3 separate regions of the Homo sapiens genome follow, and all the other regions are linked to region 2. The links are chromatin loops, found by intact Hi-C in ENCODE. Cell type or tissue: PC-9. All regions are shown on one strand.

Region 1 (8,000 bases), 420 kb after region 2:
GGTAGAGACGATTTTCACCATGTTACCCAGGCTGGTCTTGAACTCATGAGCTCAAGCAATCTGCGGGTCTTTGCCTCTCACAGTGCTGGAATTACAGGCGTGAGCCACCACTCCTGGCCTACACTTTTTAAAGCATGTCACATTCCTTGCAGAATCCTTAGAAAACCCCTATGAGGAAGAATCCCCATGTGACAGATGAGGAAACTGAGGGTCAGAGAGGCAGGAATGGCTTGCCCAGAGCAGAGCAAAAGCAAAGATGTTTACTTGATCCCCTGACTCTCATAGACCCTCCTAGCAGAATGCAGTGGGTTCAACCAGTCTTGATCCCATCTGCAGCTTAGCACCTGGTGGCCTCGGGTGGGTCCCTTCACATGCCCCTGGGCCTCAGTCTTTTCATCTGTAATAGGGGACAACCAGAGATGCAGCACATAAAGCATTTGGCACAGTTCCTTCCACATGGCGGGCCCACAGCCCAGCGTCACCACCTTCAGCATCATGGTGGATGCCCAGGGGAAGGGTGTTGACTAACCAGAAGCCTCTGCCCTGTCCCTGCAGTGGGAGAGCCCATCACCATCCCCAAGCTGGAGCACCCAACCCAGCAAGACATCGACCTGTACCACACCATGTACATGGAGGCCCTGGTGAAGCTCTTCGACAAGCACAAGACCAAGTTCGGCCTCCCGGAGACTGAGGTCCTGGAGGTGAACTGAGCCAGCCTTCGGGGCCAATTCCCTGGAGGAACCAGCTGCAAATCACTTTTTTGCTCTGTAAATTTGGAAGTGTCATGGGTGTCTGTGGGTTATTTAAAAGAAATTATAACAATTTTGCTAAACCATTACAATGTTAGGTCTTTTTTAAGAAGGAAAAAGTCAGTATTTCAAGTTCTTTCACTTCCAGCTTGCCCTGTTCTAGGTGGTGGCTAAATCTGGGCCTAATCTGGGTGGCTCAGCTAACCTCTCTTCTTCCCTTCCTGAAGTGACAAAGGAAACTCAGTCTTCTTGGGGAAGAAGGATTGCCATTAGTGACTTGGACCAGTTAGATGATTCACTTTTTGCCCCTAGGGATGAGAGGCGAAAGCCACTTCTCATACAAGCCCCTTTATTGCCACTACCCCACGCTCGTCTAGTCCTGAAACTGCAGGACCAGTTTCTCTGCCAAGGGGAGGAGTTGGAGAGCACAGTTGCCCCGTTGTGTGAGGGCAGTAGTAGGCATCTGGAATGCTCCAGTTTGATCTCCCTTCTGCCACCCCTACCTCACCCCTAGTCACTCATATCGGAGCCTGGACTGGCCTCCAGGATGAGGATGGGGGTGGCAATGACACCCTGCAGGGGAAAGGACTGCCCCCCATGCACCATTGCAGGGAGGATGCCGCCACCATGAGCTAGGTGGAGTAACTGGTTTTTCTTGGGTGGCTGATGACATGGATGCAGCACAGACTCAGCCTTGGCCTGGAGCACATGCTTACTGGTGGCCTCAGTTTACCTTCCCCAGATCCTAGATTCTGGATGTGAGGAAGAGATCCCTCTTCAGAAGGGGCCTGGCCTTCTGAGCAGCAGATTAGTTCCAAAGCAGGTGGCCCCCGAACCCAAGCCTCACTTTTCTGTGCCTTCCTGAGGGGGTTGGGCCGGGGAGGAAACCCAACCCTCTCCTGTGTGTTCTGTTATCTCTTGATGAGATCATTGCACCATGTCAGACTTTTGTATATGCCTTGAAAATAAATGAAAGTGAGAATCCTCTATGAGTTATTGCTGGGGCTGCATCTGCATCTGCTGCTGACACCTGGGGAAGACTGGGTCCCCAGCTGGCTGCCCTCTGAGCCCTCTAGCCCCTTGCACCTTTGGCCCACATGACCCTGCCATGGTGTGTAAGTTACCTGTCACTGTGTAACAAACTACTTCAGAGCTCAGTGGCTTCCAACAGCATCTGTTGTCTCCCAGTTCCAAGTCACGATTTGAGGCTTGGCTTGGTCCTCCACTCAGGGTTTCTCACAGGGCTGCAGTTGTCTTGGAGCCGGGCTGAGGAAGGATCCACTCCCAAGGCCGTTCCTGCAGTTGTTCGCAGGATTGACTTCCTCACTGGCTGTTGACAGAGGCCACTTTCAGTTCCTTGCCACATGGGCCTTTCCATGGGGTAGCTCACGGCACACCAGCTTACTTAGCAAGAAGAGCCAGTGAGTGGAGTGAAGTGTGCGAGCAAGACGGAAGTCCCAGGCCCTTATAACCTAACCTGGGAAGTGATATCCTGTCACTTTTGCCATATTCTGTTCATTAAATGAACATTGCTCGGTCCAGCTCCCACTGGACGGGAGGGGATTACACCAGGGAATGGATGCCAGGGGGCAGGGGTCATTGGGAGCCACTTGACATGATGCCTACCATGTGGTAAAGGGCTCCTGTCCAGCTGGGGGGCCCTTGGGTGGCTGAGCTGGAAGGCTCCTTATGGGTCACTCAAGCTGTGTTCCCTGCCCCTGGCCTCAGCTCTACCAAAAAGGCAGAGGCCTGGCCTGCTGTCACCCTAGCGATTACAAGATGCCACCTCTTTTCTAATTCCTTTCTGTTCAGTGAGTACTAAGCACCTGGGAACCCTTCCTAGCCGAGACCAAAGGACCTTGTTCTAACTTCCTTACTGCCAGAACTGTCCTGCCTGTCCTTGCTGTTCATCCCCCTCAGGGCCAACTCCTCTGTGCCAGAAACTGTGAGAGAGCTACTTGGGAGCAGAGACAAACATTGGGAACAGCTGAAGATACGCAGGGTGGCCAGAGCTGTGCCAGAAGCCCCAGCCTGCCCGGGGGTGCGTCACTGAGGAAAGAACGCCTGAGCTGGGCCTTGAAGGGCGGCTGAGAGTCGCCAGGAAAGGAAGGCAGTGAAGGGCAGAGCAGTAGGGGAAGGATAGGGAGGCCTGATTGGAAAAACATTGCCGGTTTGAAAGATGGAGGAGGCAGAGACAGCAGTGGGGCTTAGCTTGGAAGGGTGGGGAGCTGGTGTCTCCAGAGTTTCTATGTGGGCAGAAAGGCAGAGCAGTGGGAGGAGTGCTGGGAGGGGACAACAGAGGCTGGCTTCTAGCGCCAGGCAGGCCTCAGGCTAGAGTGCTCAGGTCAGAGGATAGCCATTTCCTTTCGGATGGGGTAAAGGCCTTTTTTCTGGTGAGGGTCTCAGCATCACCCCAGCCCCAGCCTGAGGCTGACCCAAGGCTGGACTGCAACCTCAGTCTCTGGCTTCAAGTCAAGCCCTGGCCCTAACGAAGCTACTCCACCAAGGTAGGCTGTTATTCTCAAGCACTGCTTTTTGTGAAGAGTGAGCACCTTCTGTGTACTGGGGAACTCCGCCATCTGCCTAAGAAGAACAGGGACAATAACTGGGTCCCAAATCTCAGACAGATGCCCTCAGTGGCCTGATCAGAGCTGAGACCACCCTGGTCTTAAGCTGTGCATAGGGCAGGGGGGACTCTGATAGGTTCTGTGAACATTGCCTTGGGATGGGAGTTGTTACCTTGGGAGAAGGAACTGGAACCGCCTTTCCCCCGAAGACCACCTGCCCCTGGGTGTAGTGGTGAGGGCAGCACTTTGAGACTGAAGATGGTCAGTTCCATGATTCTGTCTGTGGTTCCCAGATACAGCCACAAGGGGGCACTGAAGATGGCTCTCAGGCATAGGCCACACTGCGACTTAGGCTTGCTTTCCACATTTTCACATCTCTCCAGCTCCTTACCCAGGCTAAAAGCTAGGGTGTTTCACAGATAAAGATATTTATTAGGTCAAATTGGCTTATCACGTTGTTCAAATATCCTCTTTCTTTGTTGGTCTTCTGCCTAATTGTTCTATCCATTATTCAGAGCAGGGTATTGAATTCTCCAACTGTTGTTATTGATTGATGTCTCCCTCCAGTTCTGTCAGTTCTTGCTTCATGTGTTTTGGGACTCTGCCGTTACCTGCATGCGTGTTTATAACATGTTTATGTTATGTCTTCCTGATGAATCCACGCTTTATCATTATAAAATGCTGCTCTTTGTAGTAACAGTTTCTGTCTCTAAGTTTACTGTGTATAACCTACATTGGTACAGCGACCCCAACACTCTTTTGTTCCTATTTGCATGACATGTCTTTTCTATCCTTTCCCTTTCAACTTATTTGTGTCTTTGAATATAAAGTGCGTTGTAGACATAATAGTGTTGGATATTTTTTATATCCACATTTCTACTCTTTGCCATATGATTGTTTAGTCTCTTTACATTTAATATAATTATAAGGTGGGATTTACATCTGTCATTTTGCTATTTGTTTTCTGTGTGTCTTATTTTTTTATTCCTCACTCTTTCCATTACTGCCTTCTTGTGTGTTAGACAACTGTTTTCTAATATACTATTTTAATTATCTTCTTGTTTCTGTATATTTTTGAGTTATTTTCTTAGTGGTTGGTTGACACTTTAGTCCAGATTAATACAAATTAAGATTAACATCTTAATTTCTCCATCATTTGGACAGGGTAGCTTGAGAGAAAAGAGGGGCAGGCCATATAAGAATGGTGTAGTGGGTTGAATAGTGGCCCACACAATATGTCCACATCCTAATTCCTTGAACCTGTGAATGTAGTCTTATTTGGAAAAAAGGGCCTTTGCAGATAAAATTAAGTTAAAGATTTCAAGATGAGGTAATACTGAATATCTAGGTGGGACCCAAATTCAATGATAGGTGTTCTTAGAAGAACAGGCCAGGCGCAGTGGCTCATCGCTACAATCCCAACGCTTTGGGAGGCCGAGGCAGGAGAATTGCTCAATCCCAGGAGTTCGAGACCAGCCTGGGCAATGTAGTGAGACCAGCCTGGCCAACATGACAAAGCCCCGTCTCTACTAAAAATACAAAAATTAGCCAGGTGTGGTGGTGCACACCTGTAGTCCCAGCTACTTGGGAGGCTGAGGCACAAGAATTGTTTGAATCCAGCTGGGCGCAGTGGCTTACGCCTGTAATCCCAGCACTTTGGGAGGCTGAGGTGGGCAGATCACCTAAGGTCGAGAGTTCCAGACCAGCCTGACCAACATGGAGAAACCCCGTCTCTACTAAAAAATACAAAATTAGCTGGGGTGGTGGTGCATGCCTGTAATCCCAGCTACTCGGGAGGCTGAGGCAGGAGAATCGCTTGAACCCGCTTGAACCTTGGAGGTTGCAGTGAGCCAAGATCACGCCATTGCACGCCAGCCTGGGCAACGAGAGCGAAAGTCCGTCTAAAAAAGAAAAAAAAAAAGAATGTTTGAACCCGGGAGGTGGAGGTTGCAGTGAGTGGAGATTATGCCACTGCACTCCAGCCCGGGCAACAGAGCAATACTCTGTCTCAAAAAAAAAAAAAAAAAAAAAAAATAGAGGCAGAGATTGGGAGTTGTGTAGGCATAAGGCAAGGAACACCTGGAGCCACCAGAATCTGGAAGGGGCATTGAAGGATTCTCTCCTCGAGCCTTCTAAGAGAGCACAGCCTTTGATTTTGGACTTCTGGACTCCAGAACTGTGAGAGAATAAATTTCTGTTTTAAGCCACCCAGTTTGTGTCTTAAACTAATACAGTGACTTTAATATATTTATACCACCTGATAGAGAAGTTGGACCAGAGGATGACAACCTCTAGTCTTCTCACAAATCAAATATTTCACTTTTGTTTCCATGGGGTGGACTGCAAGTTTGGAAGACACTCTTCCCTAGTACTTCTGAGAGGGTGGAATATTTTCCCATTTAAAGAGTTATAATGGGATTATGAGGAGGAGAAAAGTGGAGACTTCCCCGACCCCCTGCTTCCACCACCATTTTTACAGCAAACGCATGCTTCATATATTTATTTCAAACTTCTTTTTCATATTCCTGTTTCCCTTCCTTGCAAACTCTTTTTCAAAATATTTTTTACCACTTTCCGTTTAGGGAGTTTTGTTTCATATATTTTCATCTAATTTTTTAAATCATACATACACATTTTATTTCTTATGTTTTTTATGTATCATTAAATCACACTAACATACATCTTAAAAAGTTTCTTCTCTGAAGTATCAAATGATTTTTGAGATTTATATTTACTTTTGATGAAAACTAATATGTCAAAGTATTTTTCTTCTATTAAACATGAACAGTATATCTTTTCATTCAATGTATATGATATAAAAATATATTCCAAGAAAGTATGACTTCGCTATATAAATGTATTGAAAATATATGCAGTAACACTATTTCATTAGAGGCAGTAAAATGTAGGATTAACAACACTGGAGTTAGACTGCTTTAGAATCCCAGCTCGAAACTCAGAACATGTGACTGCCTTCACTTTCTAATCTCATAGCACTGTTGTGTCGATACACAAAAACTGCTTGTAACAATGCCTGGCACAATCCAAGCACTCAATAAATTATTGTTTTTTAAAATCTAAGCTTTAGGGAGTTGAGCCTGATCTCTCTCTCCTGCTACAGAACTCCACTGTGGTAGCCCCTCTTGAATAAAGTCTGCCCTACTGTTTTTTTTGGTTTTTTTTTTTTTGAGACAGAGTTTCGCTCTCGTTGCCCATGCTGGAGTGCAATGGTGTGATCTTGGCTCAGCACAACTTCCACCTCCCGGGTTCAAGTGATTCTCCTGCTTCAGCCTCCCGAGTAGCTAGGATTACAGGCACACGCCACTACACCTGGCTAATTTTGTATTTTTAGCAGAGACAGGGTTTCTCCATGTTGGTCAGGCTGGTCTCGAACTCCCAACCTCAGGCAATCTGCCTGCCTCGGCCTCCCAAAGTGCTGGGATTACAGGCGTGAGCCACCGCACCTGGCCCCTACTGTTCTTAAATAAACAAATGAATCTAAGCTTTATGAGCAAAATATTAGGATAAAAGTAAAATAAATAATTTTCATTTTGTTTCCGTGAAATAGATTACAATGAACATTACACGATTTTTAAATATTTTTTTAGAAACAATCTCATAAAAATTTTCAAGTACAATATAAATAATTTTTTTCCTAAATTATTTGAGAGTATGTTGTGGACATAACTCATCACTCTCAACAAACAAGAATGTTATTTTTTTTCTTTTTTTGAGAGAGGGTCTTGTGCTGTCACCCAGGCTACAGTGCAATGGCACGATCATAGCTCACTGCAGCCTCCAGCTCCTGGGCTCAAGTGATCCTCCCAGCTCAGTCTCCCAAGTAGCTGGGATTACAGGCATGTGCCACCACGCCTGGCCAATTGTTTTTTATTTTTCATGGAGACGACGTCTCTCTCTTTTTTTTTTTTTTTTTTGAGACAGAGTCTCGCTCTGCTGCCCAGGCTGGAGTGCAGTGGTGCAATCTCGGCTCACTGCAAGCTCTGCCTCCTGTGTTCACACCATTCTCCTGCCTCAGCCTCCTGAGTAGCTGGGACTACAGGCACCCGCCACCGTGCCCAGCTAATTTTTTGTATTTTTAGTAGAGATGGGGTTTCACCATGGTCTCGATCTCCTGACCTTGTGATCCACCCGCCTCGGCCTCCCAAAGTGCTGGGATTACAGGCGTGAGCCAGCACGCCCGGCCCGACGTCTCTCTCTTTCTAGCGGGTCTTGAACTCCTGAGCTCAAGCAATCCTCCTGCCTTGGCCTCCCAAAGTGCTGAGATTACAGGCGTAAGCTACCATGCATGGCCAAGAATGTTATCCTATATAACTACAATGAAACCATGAAGACCAAGAAATTAACGTAAAAACATTACTACGATCTAATCCTCAGGCCCTATTCAAATTTCACCATTTGTCTTAATAGTGTCCATTCTGGCAAAAGGATCAAGTTCAGAGTCACATGTTATTTCGATCTTCTTTTATCTGAAACAGATACTCAGTCTTTCCTTGACCATCATGACTGACAATCTTGAAGATGATGAGCTGGGTACTCTTAGAATGCCATTCAGTTTTGTTTTGCCTATTGTTTCCTTATGATTGGTTCAGGTTATTTATCTTTGGCAGAAATATCACAGATGTGATGATGGGCTCTTCTCATCACATCCTGTCAGGAAGCAGAT
Region 2 (8,000 bases):
CTCCTCTGTGAAACAGAGAATCTAATTCATAACATTGTGGGAATTAAATGTGCTAAGACAAGTTTAAAAAATAAAAAACACTGGCTGGGCATGGTGGCTCACGCTTGTAATCCCAGCACTTTGGGAGGCCGAGATGGGCAGGACGGGTGCATCACGAGGTCAGGAGATGAAGACCATTCTGGCTAACACGGTGAAACCCCGTCTCTACTAAAAATACCCAAAAAATTAGCCAGGCGTGGTGGCAGGCACCTGTAGTCCCAGTTACTCAGGAGGCTGAGGCAGGAGAATGGCGTGAACCCGGGAGGCAGAGCTTGCAGTAAGCCGAGATTGCGCCACTGCACTCCAGCCTGGGCAACAGAGCGAGATTTCGTCTCAAAATAAGTAAATAAATAAATAACACCTGACACTTCACAAGCACTCAAGAAGTGGTAGCCATTTATTAGCCAACAATTGAATTGTTTTAAAAAGTTGTTTTTTTAAATGGATAACCTCTTTTTTTTAGGTTGTTAAAAAAAATCTTAGTTGGCAGAGCATTGGTTCCATTTGGCAGGAGATGACAGGAGGTGATATCATAACGGCCCAGTCCAAGCACCACTGACAAGGGTTTTGATCAGAGCGATGTCAGGTCCATCTCTGGGCAGCACAGCTGCCGAGACAGCTCTCAGTAGTTTATATGTGTTGCCAAACAATAATTGTCCTAAAGTGTTGAAATGCTGTTACGCAAATGCAGATTTTAGAAAGTTAGCATTTATTTAGCTCTTACTATTATAATTAAAGTATCTAATCCTCACACCAACCTTATTGGAGAAGTACTCTTATTATCCCCATTTTACAGATGACAAAACTGAGATCCAAAGAGAGCTTTAGGCCATCTTCCCAAGGCCACACAACTAGGGTCCACACCAGGCTTTGTGAGTCCAGAGCTTGTTCTCATCTCTTTTTTTGTTTTTTGGTTTTTGGTTTTTATTAGAGACAAAGTCTCACCCTGTTTCCCAGGCTGGAGTGCAGTGGCATGATCTTGGCTCACTGCAACCTCCGCCTCCTGGGTTCAAGTGATTCTCCTGCCTCAGCCTCCCAAGCAGCTGGGATTACAGGCGTGCACCACCATGCCTGGCTAATTTTTGTATTTTTAGTAAAGATGGGGTTTCACCATGATGGCCAAGCTGGTCTTGAACCCCTGACCTCAAGTGACCCTCCCACCTCGGCCTCCCAGAGTGCTGGGATTACAGGCGTGAGCACCCATGCCCAGTGCTCTCACCTCTTTTTGGATCTGCCTTTCCAGTGGGAAACTGAATCAAGAATCCAGTTGGTGGTGGTGGTGGTGTTGCCTTCCCAACACTGTGGTCTTTGAAGTTGAGTTGTCTAAACTCTCCAACCTCCTGAATCCTGAATAGCTCTGTTCTCAGACCAGAGGGGAGCAGAGAGACAGGGGTAGCCACACAAGTTTCCTAATCTGGGGCATGACAAGCTAAGCTGCATTTGTTATTTTATTATATATTTTAATTTTTTTGAGACAGGATCTTGCTCTGTTGCCCAGGTTGGAGTGCAGTGGTGTGATCATAGCTCACTGTAACCTCAAACTCCTGGGCTCAAGTGATTTCTCTGCCTCAGCCTCCCCAGTAGGTGGGATCACAGGTGCTATATATATATATACACACATATATATGTATATATGTGTATATGTGTATATCTATACATGTACGTATATGTGTATATCTATACACGTACGTATATGTGTATATCTATACATGTACGTATATGTGTATATCTATACTATATATGTGTATATGTGTGTATATATATATTTTTAAATATAATTTAGAGACAAGGTGTCACTATGTTGCCCAGGCCTGTCTCAAAAGATCCCCCCCACCTCAGCCTGTCAAAATGTTAGGATTTACAGGCATGAGCCACCACCCCAGGCCCATGCCTGGCTAATTTTAAAATTGTTTTGTAGAGACAGGGGTCTCACTATGTTGCATAGGCTGGTCTCAAACTGCTAGGTTCAAGTGATACTCCCACCTCAGCCTCTAGAGTAGCTGAGACTACAGACAGGAGCCACTATGCCCGGCTGAAGTTGTGTTTTAGAAAACAGCTCTGATGTAGCAAGGCGGAGGCCTGAGGGGTGAAGAGAGAGACAGCAAGCGTCCAGGAAGTGTGTGGGGGAGGTGTGGGCTGGCAGGGCTGTGGGCAGGGCCAGGAGAAACCCTGAGCCTAGCCATCTCCCAGGGATGCTCTGAAATCCTCCTAAGCCCTTGTCCTGCAGCAGGTACTTACCTGACTAAAATTATCAATAGCCACAAGTGGCTACTGAGCCCTTGAAATGTGAGTAGTCCAAATTGAGAAGGGCAAGAAACAAAAAACATCAGATTTCAAAGACTTAGTATCAAAAAAAGAATGTAAGGTGTCTGAATGATTTTTAGATTAATGGCATGTTGAAATGAGAACATTTTTGGATATATGGGGTTAGATTGAAATATTATTACAATTCAAGTCACCTGTTCCATTCTTTTTTTTTGAGACAGAGTTTTGCTCTTGTTGCCCAGGCTGGAGTGCCATGCGCCATCTCCGCTCACTGCAACCTCCGCCTCCCGGGTTCAAGCGATTCTCCTGCCTCAGCCTCCCGAGCAGCTGAGATTACAGGTGTCCACCACCATGCCCGTCTAATTCTTGTATTTTTAGCAGAGAAGGGGTTTCACCATGTTGGTCAGGCTGGTCTTGAACTCCTGACCTCAGGTGATCCAACCGCCTCTGCCTCCCAAAGTGCTGGGATTACAGCGTGAGCCAACGCGCCCGGCCCCTGTTTCATTATTTTTTTCTATGATTCTCTTTTTGAAATGGAGTCTCGCTCTGTTGCCCAGGCTGGAGTGCAGTGGTGCGATCTCGGCTCACTGCAACCTCCACCTCCCGAGTTCAAGCTATTCTCCTGCCTCGACCTCCCAAGTAGCTGGGACTATGGGCGTGCACCACCATGCCCGGCTAATTTTTGTATTTTTAGTAGAGGCGGAGTTTCACCATGTTGCCCCGGCCAGTCTCGAACTCCTGACCTCAAGTGATCCTTCGCCTCGGCCTCCCAAAGTGCTGGGATAACAGGCGTGAGCCACCGGGCCCAGCCTACTTTACTTTTTTTTGTTTTTTTAAGTGGCTACTAGAAAACTTGAAATTACGCATATGGCTCACGATGGACAGAGCCACACTTCCCTCCTGGGAACCTGTCTTCCTTCCCTTTCACAGAAGCTGGGTGCTCAGGGGCGAAGGCTCGGCATCAGAGGCGTCCTCCTGGGTCCAGGATCTTCTGGGTTCTCTCCTGCTGCGGAACCACAGCGCGGCTCCTGCAACCCACGGGCTCCGCTGTGCTCTGCCGCCCCCTAGCGGCGCCTCTTCCAATCAGCCCTCCCGCTCTTCAGCGACATCCCATCTTCGTTGATGTGACTGGGAGGGACTCTGTATCCTGAAGCACTTTGGGGTCCCAAGGCGTTCATTCCACTACCTACCATCCTGTGCTGATTTTAGCTGAAAGCCACTTAATACAAAGAATTTAAGGAAAAAATTAGAGTTTAAGGCATGTCCTCGTCCCAGGTCTCAATATAACGAAAATGTCTTAGGTATCTCTTCTCCGATTGTGGCTTCTGGTTGGTGAAGAGTTATCGATGATGTCTGGAAAGCAATATTGCGCCTACTCCATTAAACTCCAGGATGTTAATAAGTAATTTGATTTACGGGACTAGATGTTTGGTCTCGGAAGGCAGTTTCCTGATTTTGGTAAAACAGGTTAGTAGTATAGAGATCAGTTAAACTGTACCCTGAGGATTATGGGGCAATAATGTATATAAAGTATTTACAACAGTGCCTAGTACATTATGAACTCTCAACAAATGTAGCTATTGATAGATGAATTGATTTTTTAATATATATATAAACAAAAATCAGGCCAGATGTGGTGGCTCACACCTATAGTCACAGCACTTTGGGAAGCCGAGGCAGGCGGATCACCTGAGCTCAGGAGTTCTAGACCAGCCTGGCCAACATGACAAAACCCTGTCTCTACTAAAAATACAAAAATTAGCCAGGCATGGTGCACACCTGTAATCCCAGCTGCTCTGGAGGCTGAGGCAGGAGAGTTGCTTGAACCCGGGAGGCGGAGGTTGCAGTTAGCCGAGATCACACCACTGCACTCTAGCCTGGGTGACAGAGTGAGACTCTGTCTCAAAAATAAATAAATAAATAAATAGTATAAACAACAATTGTAGGTTTGGGGAGTGTTACTTGCCCCTGCATGCATGCTAGAGTCCTAGCTCAGAACCTTTTTCACAAGTAAACAAAGGGAGTTGAAAGAAACGAAATTTCCTTTTTTTTTTTTTTTGAGCTGGAGTCTCACTCCGTTGCCCAGGCTGGAGTGCAGTGGCACAATCTCAGCTCACTGCAACCTCTGCCTCCCAGGCTCAAGTGATTCTCCTGCCTCAGCCTCCTGAGTAGCTAGGATTACAGGTGTACACCACCACACCTGGCTAATTTTTGTATTTTTAGTAGAGACGGGGTTTCACCATGTTGGCCAGGCTGGTCTCGAACTCCTGACCTCAGGTGATCCACCCGCCTTGGCCTCCCAAAGTGCTGGGATTACAGGTGTGAGTCACCGTGCCTGGCCAGGAAGTAAATTTCAATGGGTCACTGGGCTGGGAAAACATCCCGCTGGTCAGGCTCTTCCTGGAAAATTACCCAGTGAGACCAAACCGAAGTCAACTCGGCCACCCTGGGCAAGGGGAGCGAGTGGGGAAGAGGTCATGGATCAACTCCACAGAGAACTCTGGATTTTCCAGAGTGCACGAAGACATTCCCAGGGTTGTGCGGAATGGAAATATAAATTCAAGAAGGAAATGAAACAATAAAAAATGTTCAACTGTTCAAGAAAAGCTTGTTTGTGTTCTTGTGTATTTTTTAAAGTGGATGATTATGGGTATCAAATCACTATGGCATTTATATTCCCATGGATACATTTTCATAAGTGACTAACTGCTTTAAAGTGTTGACATTAGAATGGTGCTGGAAATTGGCCGGGTGCGGTGGCTCACGCCTGTAATCCCAGCACTTTGGGAGCCTGAGACGGGCAGATCGTGAGGTCAGGAGGTCAAGACCATCCTAGCTAACATGGTGAAACCCCGCCTCTACTAAAATACAAATATTAGCCAGGCGTGGTGGCGGGTGCCTGTAGTCCTAGCTACTCGAGAGGCTGAGGCAGGAGAATAGCATGAACCCGGGAGGCGGAGCTTGCAGTGAGCCGAGATCTTGCCACTACACTCCAGCCTGGGTGACAGAGCAAGACTCCGTCTCAAAAAAAAAAAAAAAGAATAGTGCTGGAAATTATAGACTTTGCAAGTTTATTTAAACTTACAGTGAAAAGTTCTACCTATGTCAAGGTTCTACATAACTTTTTAAAATTTTATTTATTTATTTATTTTGAGATGGGGTCTCACTTTGCCACCCAAGCCAGAGTGCAGTGCTGCCAACTCGGCTCACTGCAACCTCCGGCTTTCAGGTTCAAGCGATTCTCCTGCCTCAGCCTCCTGAGTAGCTGGAATTACAGGCGCACGCCACCACGCCTGGCTAATTTTTGTACTTTTAGTAGAGATGGGGTTTCGCCATGTTGGCCAGGCTGGTCTAGAACTCCTGACCTCAAGTGATCCACCCACCTTGGCCTCCCCAAGTGCTGGAATTATAGGCATGAGCCACCACACCCTGCTCAAAGTTCTGCATATAACTTTAAACACACAAAAGAAAAACACATCCTTCAAATTCTTGGAGGTGGAATGTGAGCAACTCTGAATCCCAGGGCTCAGGCTGTATACCTGGGAGTGGTTCGTCTGGGTTGTAGGACTGCAGGATCAACATTCCTTAAGGATATACCAGACTCCACAAAGCAGCTGTGCTGCTGTATTTCCCCCCAGCAGGCTTGGCAAGATCCATTGTTCCACATCCCCATGAAGGGGTAAAAGACAACGCCAACCTGAAATATGCCAGATTGGTATACTGATTATTGCAAGAGGAAAACACTGGAGAAATTGTAGTTTCTGAAAGGCTGAGCTGACCTGTCTCTTGCTACATGAAGCAAGCAATAAAGATTCCTCTGGGAGGAGTCCCTTCTCCACACCAGACAGAGAAAATAACACTTATCAACGGAGACTGGGAATTGGAAGTCACCATGGACCTGAATAAACATACTTAACAGTAACCCTTATCTTCCACTTGGTTCACAGCTCACCACTACCATGTATCTCCTAGTGACTTCCCTAGAAAATCTACTGCCCCATAGCCAGATTTTCTTGGTGCTGTCATTTCTTCTCAAATGTATCACTCTATCTAAAAAGTATAAAAGTTTCTTGCTTTGGCCACTTCTTCATGCTTCACCCTCTTACGAAGATCCCCATATACATGTAAAATTAATGAAATTTGTATACTTTTCTCTTGTTAATCTGCCTGTTGTTGATTTCGTTTCTAGATCCAGCGGAAGAGCTCACTAAGAGCTAAAAGAAGGGGTTACAGGTGATCTCTGGCTCCCCAACACTCCCCAAGTTGATGACTGGGTGGGGTCTTGCAGCATTCCTGAGGCAAACACATCCATCATCTCTCCAGGGAAGTCCAAACTAAGCAGAGGTTACTTGGAGCCAGGACCTCAGACTCCCAAGCCTGGTGAGTCAGGTTTTGGGGTTTTTGTATGTGTGTGTCTTGCTTTTTGTTTTTTTTTTTTTTAGAGACAGGGTCTTGCTCTGTTGCCCAGGCTGAAGTGCAGTGGTACAACCTTGGCTCACTGCATCCTCAAACTCCTGGGCTCAAGCAATCTCCCCACCTCAGCCTCCTGAGCAGCTGGGACTACAGGCATGGGCCACCATGCCTGACTAATTTTTATTATTATTATTATTTTTAGATATACGATCTCACTATGTTGCCCAGGCTAGTCTTGAACTCCTGGCCTCAAGCCATCCTCCTGCCTTGACCTCCCAAAGTTCTGGGATTATAGGTGTGAGCCACCGTGCCTGGCCAAGAGTCAAGGTCTGAACTAGATTGGATGGTTCTAATAGCTTCTCTTTACGAAAGCCCTCAGCACTCACCCCTAAGTTAAAGCTCTCTCTTCCCTGTCATACCTGGTTCCTGTCCCTCCCTGGTCAGCTTGGCTGCATGCCAGTCCTTGGCTCTTCCCCTCCCCACTTGCCTCCAAGCTAACCAGCTGCCTGTTCACACAGCCTTATTCTGGGTAGGAAGCTGGGAAGTTGGTAGCATTGGCTTGTTAGCCTCTTGTTCCTGTCCTCCAGCTACTTAAGTGGAGTCACACAGTATATTCAGACCCATATGTGTGGATTTCACTAGTCAAATCCTGGGAAGCCAGTCTCCTGCCTGTTGTTTCTGTGGGGCATGCCCACCCCCCGCTATGTATTGTTCTCCATGCTCAGGCCTTTGAATGGAGTTTGAATGGGGTTACCAATGGTGTCCACTTGGCTGGGGGCCAGGTTTGTAATGGCGGTAGGATGCGGAGAGCAGCAGCCCCAACCCTTTCTGGGAAACAAATTGACCACGTTGCTGTAGTTGGTTGTTATGACCACCAGAGTGCGCAGTATGCACAGTTTTGGGAGAGCCAGTTAAGAAGGGTGGCATTTTAAACCTAAAATTAAGTGATAGCAAAGACGGAACTTATGATGAAAAAAAAATGAAAATAAAATTAAACTAGATAAACCTACTGCCTCTGGGTATTCCAGCTGTGTTCCCTGTCTTCAACCTGGGCTCAGTAACAGCGCTTCAAGAAGGGTCCAGCTGGTCTTTCTTACCTGGCTGACCACTGAAACTGCCCTCCCGCTCCTGGCCCTTTTTGGCCCTGGGAAGGCCCTTGCAGCTGCTCCTGGGCCCCATCTCTCTAGAACAGATGCTGGTCCCATGCCCCTGCATGACGCCTGATGGGGCTGGGACATCCTTGGCCTTTCTGTTCCAGCAGTCTGATCTGTGGCCGACTTCTT
Region 3 (8,000 bases), 61 kb after region 2:
CCTCAGACTTCTCTTCTGCACGATGCGTAAGAGTACCTACTCCTCCTAGAGCACCTGTGGGGTTAAGAGACAGGACCTGGCAGGCGGTGAAAGCTTAGATGAAGTCATTAGCAGGGCAGGACTCAGTCCCAGCCAAGGCTGCAAAGTGCACTGGCAGCAACTCAGGAAACTTCGCTTCTGGCCTGCTGTCAGTACGGGAGGGAAAACCCAAACAGCCACTACTCTGCACATGGCCACTAGCACCTAGTGTGCCGTCCTAAACTGATGTCAGATTTCTCTGGTCCCAGATTATTACACCAAACGACAGGGCAACACTTCACTGAAATAACTTGACCGCCTGGACCTTTATACATTTTAAAGTGTTTTCTTGTTCCCCTCTTGTCCCATGATGACCCTGCCAGGGAAGTGAGCAGTGTGTGATCCCCATTTTACAAATGGGAAAGCTGAAGTCCGGAGTGCAACAGGGAAAGGCTATGCAGCAGCAGGGCTCTAGCCAGGCCAGGGCTCCCGGGGGCAGAGCTGCGTTGCAGGGCCTCACCTGGTGCTGGGGGAAGCCGGAGTGCAGCACGGCCTCCAGAGTCACGTTGATAAAACTGCTGCGGTAGGGGTGCTCCCGGGGCGGGTCACGCAGGTTGAGCAGCAGTGTGGCATTGCCCTTGGCCAGCTCCAGGAGCTCTGCCAGGCTGCAGATGGACTGGTTCTGGGCCTCTCTGTGGTCGGAGGGTGACAGGGAGCTGGCTGTCCAGAAGGGGTCAGTCTGGCAGGGACAGGGACACACACATGGCTGCATCATCAGCCCTTTGGGGGCCCCCACATACCCTTCTGGCAACCAAGCGTGGAGACCCCTGGGCTGCCAGAGTCTGCTGGGGTCAGGCAGATTGATGGCTGTGGCCATGTGGAGGCTGTAGGAGGCCCCAGCCCTAACCTTTCTACCCCACACCCTGCTTACCAAGAGGACGGAGGACGGCTTGCTTGGAATCGCTCCCAGACCCACAGCATTTCTCCTTCTAGAGCATTTCAGATCAGAGAGCCAACCCCTCTCTAGAGTTTTACAGAGTTAAGAATTCTATTCACTGCTCTCATCCCTGTCAACCTTTTCTAGTGAGGGAAATGGACCCAGAACAAGCAGTGACAACCATGAGTCTGGCAGCAGTGGCAGGAGCCTAGGAGGCCACTAAGCAGCTTGGGTGGAGGTCGCGAAAGCTCTGAGAGTGGGGGTCTCGAAGCTGATGGCCACCCTTGCACCTCTCACTCCTTGCAGTCCCTGCTGGTGTTTTCCATGCCTAAGATTGGGATCAGGTGCAGCCAGACCTTCAGGAACCACTGGCCAGCGTTGAGTCTCTGCAGGGTGGTCCAGTTAAGCATGGAGGCAGGCCTGCGGGCCAGCTCCGGGAACTCCTCCTCCACGTTGGTGGTGCGCCGCAGGGTGGTGTCATGCATGAGGAAGGGCACGCCGTCCAGGCTGCAGGGAGGGTGGGGCCACCGAGTCAGTGACCCCCCAGATCCTTTACCTGCCCACCAATGATCGTCACCCCACACAGTCCTCCCCACCCAGCACAGGATCCCGGCTGGCTCTGCCCCTCTCTGGGCCTCAGTCTCCCCATCTGCACAGGGAAGACAGTGGGCTGGTGGGTGACCCTGAAGGTCCAATGCCTTCTGGCTCTCTGTGAGGGTCAGATGGGGGTGGGGACTGCCAAGGAGGGAGGGCTGGGAAAAATCTGGACCTACTCTCTTAGCAACCTTGGAAGGTAGGTGCTGCCTCATTTGACAATGGAGAAACTGAGGCTGAGAGAGGGAAGTATCTAGCTCAAGGTCCACAGCCTGTAAGTGGTGGAACCCAGTTTGGAACCAAATCCCTGTGATGCTATGATGAGAACAGTGCAAATGTAGACCTCTTTGGCAAATTCCACCCAACCCCAATCCTTGTCTACTCTACCAGGGTTGCAAATAGCTCATATGGTGCCTTAGTGTGAAACAGTAAAAGGTACCTGTGCCCTCTGTTCCTCAAGGCATTTTACCACCATCTGCTAGAAAGTTGTGATAAACACACAATTCTATGTCTATACTGGGAACAATGTCCTCATTTATGTGATGCCCTTGTTCAGTATGCAACCTGTACAACTATATATGACAGTTCTGCCCTTCTTCCCTTCTCAGATAACCTCTGTTATGAGATTAGTATGGATTCTTCCTGCCATTTATACTAATATCTACTTATATATGTACATGGAGAAAGTGTATATGTCACTTTTTTGTGGTATTTTAAAACGTAACTGGAGTCACAGTGAATGTATCACTCTGCAACTTGCTTTATTTCCCTCATGAGAGTGTTGTAGCTCTATCATCTATTTTTCCCTTCAAGTGGCTCTGTGGCAGTGCTCCTGCTTGCACCAAGAGCATTTGTTCTTTCCTCTATTTTACATCCTGGAGTCTGCAGGAACAGGGTGCCTGCCCTGCTGTGGATAATCTAAGTCTTCCTCCTCCCATCTCAGAGGCTCTGAGACCAGAGGTTCCCCCAGCAGAGACCCAGGTGGATGCCGAAGCGTGTGGGAGGGGTAGAGGAACTATCTCCCCTCCGCTACACCTACCTGATGGTAATGTCAGCCTGGAGCCCGTACAGCTTCTGCTCGAGGGCCTTCCGGAAGGACATGAGCGTGTGCTCTGGAGCCAGCTGGGGAAGAAGGGGTGGTGAAGGGAGAGCCAAGATTCAGCTGATGTACCCTCCCCAGCCAATGGAAAGTCTTTCATGTTGGGAGGCTGGGCTAGGCCTGGTTCTAATTCTGGCCCCTCCACAGAGTAGCTGTGTGACCCTGGGCACCCACTCAGCTTCTCTGAAGTTCAGCTTCCTCATCTATTAAATCATGCCTACCTCATTGGTTTTACTGGGGGCGGGGGAGGCAGGGCTGGTTAGTGTTGATGCATATAAATGCCTGACATGTAGCTAGCACTTGACACATGGTAGCTATGGTCACTATGTTATCATTGCTCTATCCCAGGCACTGAGCTAGACACTGGGGCTGGAGGGCTTTTTTACAGTCCTCTGTGGCTCTCTGGCAGTCTTGGGCTGGGGCTGAATGTGAAATTCAGGTTATACCCTTGGTTATACCAAGGGTTATACCCTGAGACAAGTCCAGGGGGGAGACCTGGAAGAGAGGGTAGATGGGATGGTAGAGTTTCAGTGCGGGACCAGTTTCCTCATCTATATAAACATGACAGCATTATTTCCCTCCCTGGACTGTTACGTGAATTAAAAGCCTCTAGCACACTGCTTGATATACACAGTAAGTGCTTAATAAATAGCAACTGTTTTCCCCTTACATGATCCTGGTTCTAGCATTTTTTTAAGAGACAAGGTCTTGCTGTCACCCAGGCTGTAGTGCAGTGACACAATCACAGCTCACAACAGCCTCAAACTCCTGGGCTCAAGCAATCTTCCCGCTTCAACTTCCCAAATAGCTGGGACTACAGGTGCATGCCACCACACCCAGCTCTGGTTCTAGCCTTGACTCTGCCATTAACTATTGTCCTGACTTTGGGTATATTTCTCTGTGGGTCTCAGTTTCCCCATGTGCCCCTTAGAGATGTGTACTCATGAGGGTCTTTATGCTTAGGACAGTTGGGATTCAAGCCTCCCTAGTTGGGTCTCATCTGAGGACTGTCATACCCGTTGCTGCCACTGGGGGTCAGCACCAAACCAAGGATTGGGCGAAGACCAGGTCCATGAGGGATGGTCGGAGGGAAGGAGGGAGGGAGGACACCCCCGATCCCCCTGCCCTGCTCTGTCAGTGAAGAGGTGAGGTGGGAAGGATTCCCATGGCTGATCTCATTCATTCCCACTGAAGACAATCCTGTTCCCACCTTCTCTCCCTCTGGCCACGATGTTCCCCAGCCACTCCCCTCTTTTGTGACACAGCCTAGCACTGGGGAGCCAGGGAGTGGTGAGGGCTTTGGAACGGACTAAAAAGGTGCAATTTCACTTCCCAGACACAGAGCTGGGGCCTCAGTTTCTTTAGCTGTAAAATGGGCTAACATTATCAACCTCACAGGTGAGATAACAAAAGTCACAGACCCTAGCCCAGGACCTGGCACACAGCAGGGTCTCAGTAATGAGTTTCTTTCTTCTCCTGTCCCTGGCATACAGCACTCTTGGAGGACATGTTACCTGTCTCCCAGTCCAGTGGGTTGTGTGAGGCACTCCCAGGGGAAGCAGGACTACAAAGGCATGGAGAGAGAGGCAAGGACTCAGTGGAATCCCACCCATCTCTGAATATCCTGCGGCCAGGCCTTCCATCAGGGACCACTTGACAGGGGTCCACGCTCCCTGCTGCATGGGCTGGGGCTGCAGAAGGCAGAAGCTTGGAAGGGGTTGCGAAGACCCTCAGGGCAGAGGAAGTGTTTGGGAAGGGGAAAGTCTTTTTTGGAAGCTTTTAGACACAGTTAAGTTCTCTCTGGGTTAGGTGCTGACCTCCTGGAGAAAGAGATATGGAAACCTGGCCCTCCCTGGCCAGGCTCAGGACTCCAGGAAGGCCCCAGAAGCATACACGTTGCTGGGGTGAATTCTTAGTCCCCGTCTCAGAGCTCGCACCTGCCTCAGGCCAGTCCAAGTGGGGTTCTGTTGTCAGGAGGGTGTGCATAGGGGGGTGGTGGTTACTCAGGTGGGTGGGACACTATGGTTAAGAGACCCAGATTTATAAAACAGCAACTCAAAGTACTATTAAAAAAGAGTCTTAGCTTCAGAGTTAGTGCAATCAAATATTAAAGTACACGTACACACATGCACAGAGGGACAGGCCACATCTGCATAGGAACAACACATCCAGGGACACACAGACAGTCTCCAAGACAGAGATGTGCACTTGGGCTCACCACACACAGACATGTGGACCCAGAGTCAGAGCCCCCCAAGGCAATGCACAGGGACACACAGAGGGGACCCTTGCCAGCCCCTCAAAAACTACCACCAGGGCATGATCAGTCAGATGCAGAATGTGAAAAATCCCACAGGACAAATGACTCCATTTCTCAGGACAAATAAACAGCTTAAGGGAAAAAAGGGACGGGGAACTTTTTTTTTTTGAGACGGAATTTCACTCTTGTTGCCCAGGCTGGAGTGCAATGGCGCAATCTCGGCTCGCTGCAACCTCCGCCTCCCGGATTCAAGCAATTCTCCTGTCTCAGCCTCCCAAGTAGCTGGGATTACAGGCATGTACCACCACATCCAGCTAATGTTGTATTTTTAGTAGAGATGGGGTTTCTCCATGTTGATCAGGCTGGTCTCGAACTCCTGACCTCAGGTGATCTGCCTGCCTTGGCCTCCCAAAGTGCTGGGATTACAAGCATGAGCCACTGAGCCCAGCCGGGGGATTGTTACAAATCAAAAGGCACTCAGGAGACACGCCAACCAGATGCGTGCTGTGGACCACATTTGGATCCTGATTTTTAACAACTAAACTGTAAAAAGATATTTTCGAGACAATAAAAGGAAATTGAACATGGATTCCATTTTAGATAATATTAAGGAATCATTATCCTTAATATTGGCTGGGTGTAATAACAGCATTGTTGCTATGCATCTTTCTGAAGTCCTCATGTGTTACAGATACATCCTGAAGTGCCTATGGGTAAGACGATGCGATGCCTAAGATTTGCTTTACTACCCCAGAAAAAAAAGTAGGGAACAGATGAAGCAAGAATGGCCAAACGTAGATAAGTATGGGATTGGATTCATTACATCCTTCTTCATTATGTGAGTCATTATATGCTTTTCTCCACTTCTGCATATATTTGACCTTTTTCTACTAAAGAAAACCATCCTCGCTGGGGCCACCTTCCTGCTTCAGCATACCACTTATGTCCCCTGGCTGCTGGAGGGAGCCCAGGAGATGGTAATCTGAGTCATGGAGACAGGAGGGGCCATCGTTTTAAGCCCCTCAGAAGAGTTCCCCTGCCCCCACTGGGAAGGCTGGGCTCCAATTGGTCCTCACAATAACCAGCAGCATGGGCATCCATACCTTTGAGGCACAGAGGGGACTGGTGACCCCTCCAAGATGCACAGGCAGCATGTGGCCAAACTGGACACCAGATCCAGATCCCCACTGGCTGCCTCTGGGAGGGACTGGGGTCAGCACTGGAGTCTGGCTCAGGGGCTGGAGTCTTATCGAGAAAATAATACCCACCACATGCAGGGGGCCAGACTTCCAGAGTGAGTGGCAGCCCGGCAGACCCAGCACCTCCTTCCAAAGCAGTTATGTGAGACCCCCTTACTACCCTGAGGTCCCACAACAGCCTGGAACACCAGGAAGCCAAGCCCTCAGGAAGTGCTCACACACACCCCCACTTGGCAGGGTGGGGGTGTGTACTACCTCTGCTAAGAAGCCTGGGTTCAAGGCTTTCATGGAGCAGGAGACCCTGCTCCAGAGAGATGGCCCTGCCCAAGGTAACAGCAGTGTCTGCCTCTTACTTTCTGTGCACCATGTGCATATTTGGGCACTGCACACATGCTAACTCCTGCTCCTCATAGCCCCACAGCAGGTGCTCTCACTAGTCCCATGGTACAAGATGGGGGAACCAGGCAAAGAGATGGAAACTGTTGGGCCTCCCACAGCTGGTGAGGAGCTGTGCTGGGATGCTAACTCAGGCAACATGGCTCTGGAGCCTGCCCTCTCACCGAAGCTCTCCTGCAGGGCTATGGAGTGCACTGGTGGCAGAATGCGGCGCTGACTTTGATCCCTTCGTCTTTCTCCAACTCACGTCGGTTCAGCCGTACTCACTGTCACAGTGGGCTCTGAGCTGCCTCCCAGCTCTCCTGGAGGGTTCTCCTGATGCCTGGTGGCAGACCCCAGGCCCCACACTCAGCATCCATCTCCTGGGCCTTCCTAACTGGCACCTGGGTCTAGCCTGGGCCTAAAACCCTCCTGCATCTTTGCAGGGCACTTAGGACAAAACTGAAATCTTTTTAGCAAGATGCCTTCAGGACGCTTCAAGATGTGCTTCCATCCCAGCACTCCCGGCCTTTTTGCCAGTCCTTCCCATGTACCTCCCCTCAAAAAGCTACAAATGGTTGCTACCATTACATATATCCATTTCCCAAGAAGGTCCCCCCCATCGCACCCCACCCCAACGGGGCTGTTAGGACCCTGAGGTGGCACTCACCATGGGGGCCCCGCGGTGGCCAATGAGAGCAGGCTTGGGGCCGAGGTCTTTCTTCTCCATGATGCAGGGAGAGGAGATGGTGAGAGGGGCCAGGTAGAGGGCAAACACCACGGTGAAGAAGGTACAGAGAATGGTCACCTGGGAGGCTGCAGATAAGGGGCCGTGAGTGCTGCCTGGTGAGCCCTGGGCAGGTTGGGGTGCAATGCTGGACCCCTCTACCCCCGACCTGTCAGGATCCAGGTGCTCTAGGGGGAAGCCCTTATTCTTGCTGGGAAGATGAACCCCGCCTCTAACTCACACAGACACAGGTGCATACATGCAGAGAGAGAGACATGGAGGAGGAATACAGTGTGAGGCCGACTGAAGCTGTGACCCTCCGTGGACTCTGTGGGCCACTCTGAGCCAGAATCCCCCTCACTGAGTGCAGGGGCCCCACCCCATCCCCAGGCCACCCCCAGGGAAAGCCCAGGTCGGGGCAGCACCAGCTGGTCTTGGCACCTGCAGGGATTGGAGGGGCAGGCCCTTCACAGTTCTACTCACAGGTCCGCTCTGCGCGGGCGAACTGTCCTGCCACGATCCAGGAGAGCATGGTGACTGCTGCCACAGCCCCCACATGCAGGAATGGCGCTGTGCCCTGTTTGCAGGGAGAGGGAAGGGAGACCAGTAACGCCCAGCTCTGCCCAGACCCTGTGTCACCAGCCTCCTACTTCTACCTATGAGGCAGGCAACCCTGTCTCCATCTGCCAACTGGGGACACTGGGAGCCTCAGGACCCTGGTGTCCTCCCTAGTTCTGACCTGCTCTGTGACCCTGGGCGCCTCCCTGCCCTTCTTTGGGCCTTGGTCTGGA

Evidence for each region. A loop is a pair of places that touch in the nucleus more often than their neighbours do. Peaks named below come from ENCODE experiments on the same cell type or tissue, not always from the same donor. Only the 100,000 strongest peaks of a DNase experiment are listed, where the experiment ranks them.
Region 1: a loop joins it to region 2, with 5 times the contacts of the local background. A loop is called at or near these places in 3 of 110 quality-filtered maps.
Region 3: a loop joins it to region 2, with 2.4 times the contacts of the local background. A loop is called at or near these places in 35 of 110 quality-filtered maps.

Annotation. Positions count from the first base shown.
Region 1 is chr11:75,799,799-75,807,798 of GRCh38, forward strand. DGAT2 (diacylglycerol O-acyltransferase 2) reads left to right here. Exons shown (of 8, transcript NM_032564.5): 8 at 556-1,736. The coding sequence ends at 710. Among named protein-coding and RNA genes, the nearest start is that of UVRAG-DT, 11 kb to the right of the region's middle. In PC-9, a CTCF peak has its summit at 3,592 (motif pointing right); a DNase peak (open chromatin) is centred at 3,644.
Region 2 is chr11:75,381,300-75,389,299 of GRCh38, forward strand. No RefSeq gene overlaps it. Among named protein-coding and RNA genes, the nearest start is that of RPS3, 14 kb to the right of the region's middle. RefSeq lists an enhancer at 1-530. In PC-9, CTCF peaks have their summits at 3,384 (motif pointing left), 3,589, 7,579 (motif pointing right) and 7,780; DNase peaks (open chromatin) are centred at 3,302, 4,732, 5,862 and 7,572; H3K27ac peaks cover 2,353 bases.
Region 3 is chr11:75,441,825-75,449,824 of GRCh38, forward strand. It overlaps GDPD5 (glycerophosphodiester phosphodiesterase domain containing 5), which reads right to left. Exons shown (of 17, transcript NM_030792.8): 8 at 7,693-7,786; 9 at 7,153-7,298; 10 at 2,589-2,671; 11 at 1,312-1,462; 12 at 539-757. Among named protein-coding and RNA genes, the nearest start is that of KLHL35, 13 kb to the left of the region's middle. In PC-9, a CTCF peak has its summit at 3,681 (motif pointing right); no DNase peak of the experiment used is centred here.